Linked DNA regions of Homo sapiens: region 2 is linked to region 1. A link is an interaction called in ENCODE POLR2A ChIA-PET data of the cell type or tissue named here. Cell type or tissue: Caco-2. All regions are shown on one strand. Each heading gives the region's core, and the rest is flanking DNA. Links, peaks and the distances in the headings are about the cores only. Region 1 holds the start of AMT (aminomethyltransferase). Region 2 overlaps USP19 (ubiquitin specific peptidase 19).

The links. Peaks named below come from ENCODE experiments on the same cell type or tissue, not always from the same donor. Only the 100,000 strongest peaks of a DNase experiment are listed, where the experiment ranks them.
Region 2: POLR2A ChIA-PET joins it to region 1 with 6 read pairs; 19 of 35 experiments call an interaction of 5 or more read pairs at or near these places.

Annotation. Positions count from the first base shown.
Region 1 is chr3:49,421,470-49,424,372 of GRCh38, reverse strand. AMT (aminomethyltransferase) reads left to right here and starts at 1,900. Exons shown (of 9, transcript NM_000481.4): 1 at 1,900-2,012; 2 at 2,102-2,269; 3 at 2,801-2,881. The coding sequence starts at 1,923. It overlaps NICN1 (nicolin 1, tubulin polyglutamylase complex subunit), which reads left to right. Exons shown (of 6, transcript NM_032316.3): 6 at 1-2,040. RefSeq lists enhancers at 1,519-2,272, 2,273-2,903. In Caco-2, for the core only: no CTCF peak of the experiment used is centred there; a DNase peak (open chromatin) is centred at 1,692.
Region 2 is chr3:49,105,388-49,108,290 of GRCh38, reverse strand. USP19 (ubiquitin specific peptidase 19) reads left to right here. Exons shown (of 27, transcript NM_001199161.2): 27 at 1-241. Among named protein-coding and RNA genes, the nearest start is that of QARS1, 2.1 kb to the right of the region's middle. RefSeq lists an enhancer at 2,360-2,903. In Caco-2, for the core only: no CTCF peak of the experiment used is centred there; no DNase peak of the experiment used is centred there; H3K4me3 peaks cover 611 bases.

The sequences.
Region 1 (2,903 bases), core at 404-2,903:
CCTAGTGGTTTTCTTTCCATTTGTGTTATGCCACAGAGAGAAATTTCCTGTCTGAACTCTTCTGCTGCCTGCCTAGGAAGGAAACCTGAAGATTTGGGCAGCCTGAGTCTCTTGGTTTCTGAGCTGGCTCCTGAATATATGTTCAAGTGGGTGTGCCCATAGGGCCTGGGCACGTGTCTCTAGCAAAACCAGGGCCTGAGCATAAGAACTGGGACCCTTCTAGGCAGGGTGCAGTGGCTCACGCCTGTAATCCCAGCACTTTGGGAGGCCCAGGCAGGCGGATCACCTGAGGTCAGGAGTTCAAGACCAGCCTGACCAACCTGGAGAAACCCCGTCTCTACTAAAAATACAAAAAATTAGCTGGGCGTGGTGGTAGGCACCTGTAATCCCAGCTACTTGGGAGGCTGAGGCAGGAGAATCTCTTGAACCCGGGAAGTGGAGGTTGCGGACCTGAGATCATGCCATTGCACTCCAGCCTGGGCAAGAAGAGCGAAACTCCATCTTAAACAAACAAACAAAAAAAAAAGAACTGGGACCCTTCTGCCATCTGACATAGCCCAAAGCACATCTCTATCCTTTCTCCCAGTTGCCCCTCTCCTTTTTTGTTGTTTTTTTTGAGGTTGAGTTTTGCTCTTGTTGCCCAGGCTGGAGTGCAATAGTGCAATCTTGGCTAACTGCAACCTCCGCCTCCCAGGTTCAAGCAATTCTCCTGCCTCAGTCTCCCGAGTAGCTGGGATTACAGTCATGCATCACCATGCCTGGCTAATTTTGTATTTGTAGTAGAGATGGGGTTTCTCCATGTTGGTCAGGCTGGTCTCAAACACCTGACCTCAGGTGATCTGCCTGCCTTGGCCTTCCAAAGTGCTGGGATTACAGGCATGAGCCACCGCGCCCGCCCTGCCCCTTTCCAAGAGATATGCTCAGCATAATGAGAGATCAACCGTGGTGGGGAGTGGGTCCAAGTAAGGGTTCTCATTGTTGCCTTTTAAGAGGCCTAAGTCCTGCATTAACTCAGTCCAACCATTAAGTGATGCAGGCTGCTCTTCCCTCATGTGAGAAAAACCTGTTTCCCTCTGGTTCTTCCTGGCTTTGCACCTGGTGGCTATTACAAAGCAGTACTGCAGTATGTCTTGGACCTGGAAAGTTGGACATGTGTGTGGCTCAACAGTTTTCTCGGGGGAGTTCAGTGACCTTTTGGTGGCCACCCTCTGTTCTCACCTGTGAGTTCTTGCAGGTGGCGACTTCATCTGCAAGGTCACTTACATAGCCCCACTCAGCTGCTTCGGAAAGCGTGACGAAGCAGTAGTCCTCAGTGTGTGTGTAAGTGAAGAGGACCTTGTGGTAGCAGGGACCATGCTTCATTCGTGGCTGTGTCCCCATCTGAGGGCCTGGTATGCAGTAAGATCAATAAATACTTGTGGAATGCATGACTGCTGGCTGCCTGTGTCTGCCTGGTGGGAGAGCTGTGGAACTAGGGGTCCACATGAGGACAGACTACTGTGGTGCTGCCTACCTGCCAGGCTGGCCCACCTTCCCCACCCCCACTTGACCTTACTCTCTTGAGGTCCTAAAGGTATGATTCAGACCTTTCAGCCCTTTCCAGAACTTTGACCCTCTGGAGACAGGGCGGTTCTGCAGGGGGCGGTCTAGCCCCTAGCTTTGTTCTGGGCAGCCCAATCAGCTCTGGATTGCCCGAGCTGCCCTGAAGAGTCAGCCGAAAGAGCTGGAGGCTTCTTCCCTGTGGTTGCGGGTTCCTGCATTCTCTGCTCTAAATCCCAGCCTGCCCTTGGGGCTGCCCACGCCCCCTTCAGATCCTTTGCTCCGGAGAGAGACCTGTCCGAGCAGAGGCCTGGACTACATCTCCCGGCGTGCCTGGCAGTGTGGTGGCCTCTGTGCGCCGTCTGCACTCGTTGCAGGCGACGATGCAGAGGGCTGTAAGTGTGGTGGCCCGTCTGGGCTTTCGCCTGCAGGCATTCCCCCCGGCCTTGTGTCGTCCACTTAGTTGCGCACAGGTGGGATAGAGGGTGCTGATCTTGGAGGGTGGGGGAGGGAAGCGGCTGGGGGCTAGGGCCCTGGTGGCACTAAGCCCAGCCGCCCACAGGAGGTGCTCCGCAGGACACCGCTCTATGACTTCCACCTGGCCCACGGCGGGAAAATGGTGGCGTTTGCGGGTTGGAGTCTGCCAGTGCAGTACCGGGACAGTCACACTGACTCGCACCTGCACACACGCCAGCACTGCTCGCTCTTTGACGTGTCTCATATGCTGCAGGTGAGCCAGGGGAGCACACTGGCCATCTGATCAGGCCTTCCTCCCTGTTTACAGTGGTCCACTCCTTGGCTTTGTTTGCTGTGAACTGGATTCCAAGGACAGCCTTCTCAGAAGAGCTAGAGGTCATGGGGGTGTCATGGATAGGTCAATGGCCCCAAGGAAATGAGCTCAGAGGGTCTCATCATCTCATCCTTCTAGCTTGCCCCCATTAAATGGTGTGCCTTAATGTCCCGGGTTTTCCAGGGCTGACACCCACTCTCATGTATTGGGCTGGATGTTGGTTTGAAAAGGGGTTATTTCAGGAAGGTGCTAGGTCCTGTCCAGTTCCCTGGCAGTCCCCCCACACAGAGTGACTGGGGGAGGTCAGGAAATCAGAAGGTGGTCCTTTGCCACGTGTAGAACCAAAAGACTGGTTAGTCACTTTGGGTGGGCTGGACTGCACTGTGGATGGCAGGGAGGATGCATCCTTGCTTAGTAGCCTTTTGGATTGTAGCTGTTGCAATGGCCTGAGGCTTTCAATCTCTTCCCCAGACCAAGATACTTGGTAGTGACCGGGTGAAGCTGATGGAGAGTCTAGTGGTTGGAGACATTGCAGAGCTAAGACCAAACCAGGTGGGCCCTTTTATTTCTGCTC
Region 2 (2,903 bases), core at 195-2,694, 320 kb after region 1:
TGATTTGGGTGTGGAGACCTCTCAGGTTGGGACTTCTTGTCAGCTTGGACCCCTGACCAGTGGGCTTTGGCTTCTCCAGCCGCCTCCAGTGCTGCGTGATTTGATTCTGTTGTACCTTCAATTCTTCTGACCCGCATTATAAACATTATAATTTTATTCTAAAAATTGTAATTTTTTTTGCATTTTGGAAGTGACTGCTGCTGTTTAAATATATTTTAAAAATAAATAATAAGTAAGTAGACTTAGTGACTGTGATCCACCACATGCTGGGGCCACCTCCCCTCCCCATCATTTGCGGTGTGTATGTGTGTGTATGTGTGTTTATATATGAGAGACCCTGAAAGTGCCCTAGTCTGAAGGGAGATGATGGGGTCCCAGCTCATGTCCTATGGGTCATGAAGCCCCCAGTGCTATCAGCTTTTTGGAGCCTACCTGCTGCTCTTTCATCCCACTGGTTCTGGATCCTACATAAGAGGCAGCTTGGTAGGCATCGTCAGGATCTCAATATAGCCAAGGGACAGAGGAGTATATGAAGCACTGGAGCTGACAGCGTGGAGTAAAAGGTGCATTCACCAGAGCAGCCTGGGGCTGACAAGTCAGGGAGGACTTGGGGGACAGAAGTACTGGGAGATCTTCCTCCTCCTCTCCTGTCCTCAGCTTTTTCTTTGCTGTAACTTGAACACTAACTGCATCCCTGCAGGTAACAGAGCAGGAGGAAAACTGCTGTGGGGCAGATCTTGCTGCCCTGAAAAGAGGACAAGCAGAGAGGACCAGAGTGAATCTTGTCTGACTTCTATTGGAGGGAGGGTGCTGGGGCCTGCCAGCCTGAAGAGTCTTCCCTTAAGAGTTCCTGAAGCCTTCCTTCTTTGGCCAGGCATGGTGGCTCACACTTGTAATCCCCGCACTTTGAGAGGCCGAGGCGAGTGGGTCATGAGGTCAGGAGTTCGAGACCAGCCTGGCCAAGATGGTGAAACCCCGTCTCTACTAAAAATACAAAAATTAGGTGCAGTGGCGGGCACCTGTAATCCCAGCTACTTGGGAGGCTGAGGCAGGAGAATCGCTTGAACCTGGGAGGCGGAGGTTGCAGGGAGCCGAGATCGCGCCACTGCACTCTAGCCTGGGCGACAGAGCAAGACTCCGTCTCAAAAAAAAAAAAAAAAAAAAAAGTTGCTGAAACTGGCCAAGTGTGGTGGCTTATGCCTGTAATCCCAGCACTTTGGGGCGAGGTGGGAGGATAGCTTGAGCCTAGGAGTTCAGGACCAGCCTGGGCAACATAGTGAGACCCTGTCTTTACCAAAAATATAAAAATTAGCTGGCTCTTATGGTATGCACTTGTAGTCCCAAATATTTCAGAGGCTGAGATGGGAGGATCGTTTGAGCCCAGGAGGTTGCTGGACCCTACCTCTGTCCATTCCACGACTGGGCCTTGCTGGCTGCTGCCTGGTTTTTCCACTTGGTCATCTTTGTCTTGACTTTTCCTGGAAGCAGTGCCAGGGGCTTATGCAGGCAAGCTAACCTCCAGACTGGGCCCATACAATTTAACATTTCTGCTTTGTGCAAGTCGTAGACATCTAGGGCACTAGCTGGATATCGACTGGTATGCTACCACTTGTGGCATTCTTGGTGACACTGGTGGGGCTACTGCCTCATTCTATGACTTGTAGCCATGGCGTCCACAGTGTACCATGAAGTAACCAGGGAAGGGAGTGCAGATCTTGATCTCATTGAGGGAGCCATCACTAGACCTGTAGGACTTGGTGATGGTGCTACAGTGAATCTATTGGCAGCATCAGGTACTGAGGAAATAGTGGCAGTGGCAGGCACTCTGCATGGCTTTGCTCACCATGGGCACCTTTATGGTGGGCTGGGTACTTGCAGCTTCAAATTTGGTGCACGGCTGGTGTGGCTATGGCTCTGCTTCTTGGTACCTGTCCTTAGCACCACTGGTCTGCATCCCCTGCTTAATTCCTGCACCTGGCCTTTCTCATGCAGTACACTGCAGGGCTAGGCATCTGGCTGGGGCCACGGGGCCATGGAGATGTGGGAAGCCCCAGGACAGCATTGGACCTGGATAGCGATACAGCATGTGGCCCTGGTCTGCACCTGGCATGTGATCATTAGGTGGTATCCAGATGTAGGCCCAGACTTGGAGGTTGGTCATTAATAATGGGATGTGGGCACAAAAGACACAGAATATAGATAAAGACTAGTCAGGATCCTGCCTATTCCTTGAAGGTCCAGAAGTATGAGCATCACCAATTCCTGCAAGAGCTCCAATCTCAAATGTGGGGATTTCCACCATCCCACCACCAGCTGCTCATTCTCTGCAACCCCCTACCTCAGTCCCTTACTACCTTAGTCCCTTTTCTCACACACACACAAAGTCTCTGTTCTGTTTCAGCCAGCAGGTCCTGGAAGTCCAGTGAGACTGTGGAAAGATCCCCAAGCACAACAGCTATAATCATGAAGCTATAACCATCTCATTTGTCCCACCCTCTCACAAGCTCAATAAAATATCCTCTCAAAGGCCTGCAGAGGGATTTCAAGGTCTAATTTGCTTGTGGTTTTCCTGATAATGCTTTGGCAAGAGGGTAAGTGTGGGATGAGATTTTTTTTTCTTTTCTTTTTTTTTTTTTGAGACAGTCTTACTCTGTTGACCAGGCTGGAGTGCAGTGGCACAATCTCGGCTCACTGCAACTTCCGCCTCCCAGGTTCAAGCGATTCTCCAGCCTCAGCCTCCTGAGTAGCTGGGATTACAGGCGTGCGCCATCACGCCCGGCTAATTTTTGTATTTTTAGTAGAGACAGGGTTTCACCATGTTGGCGAGGCTGATCTCGAACTCCTGGCCTCAAGTGATCCGCCCGCCTCGGCCTCCCAAAGTGCTGGGATTAAAGGCCTGAGCC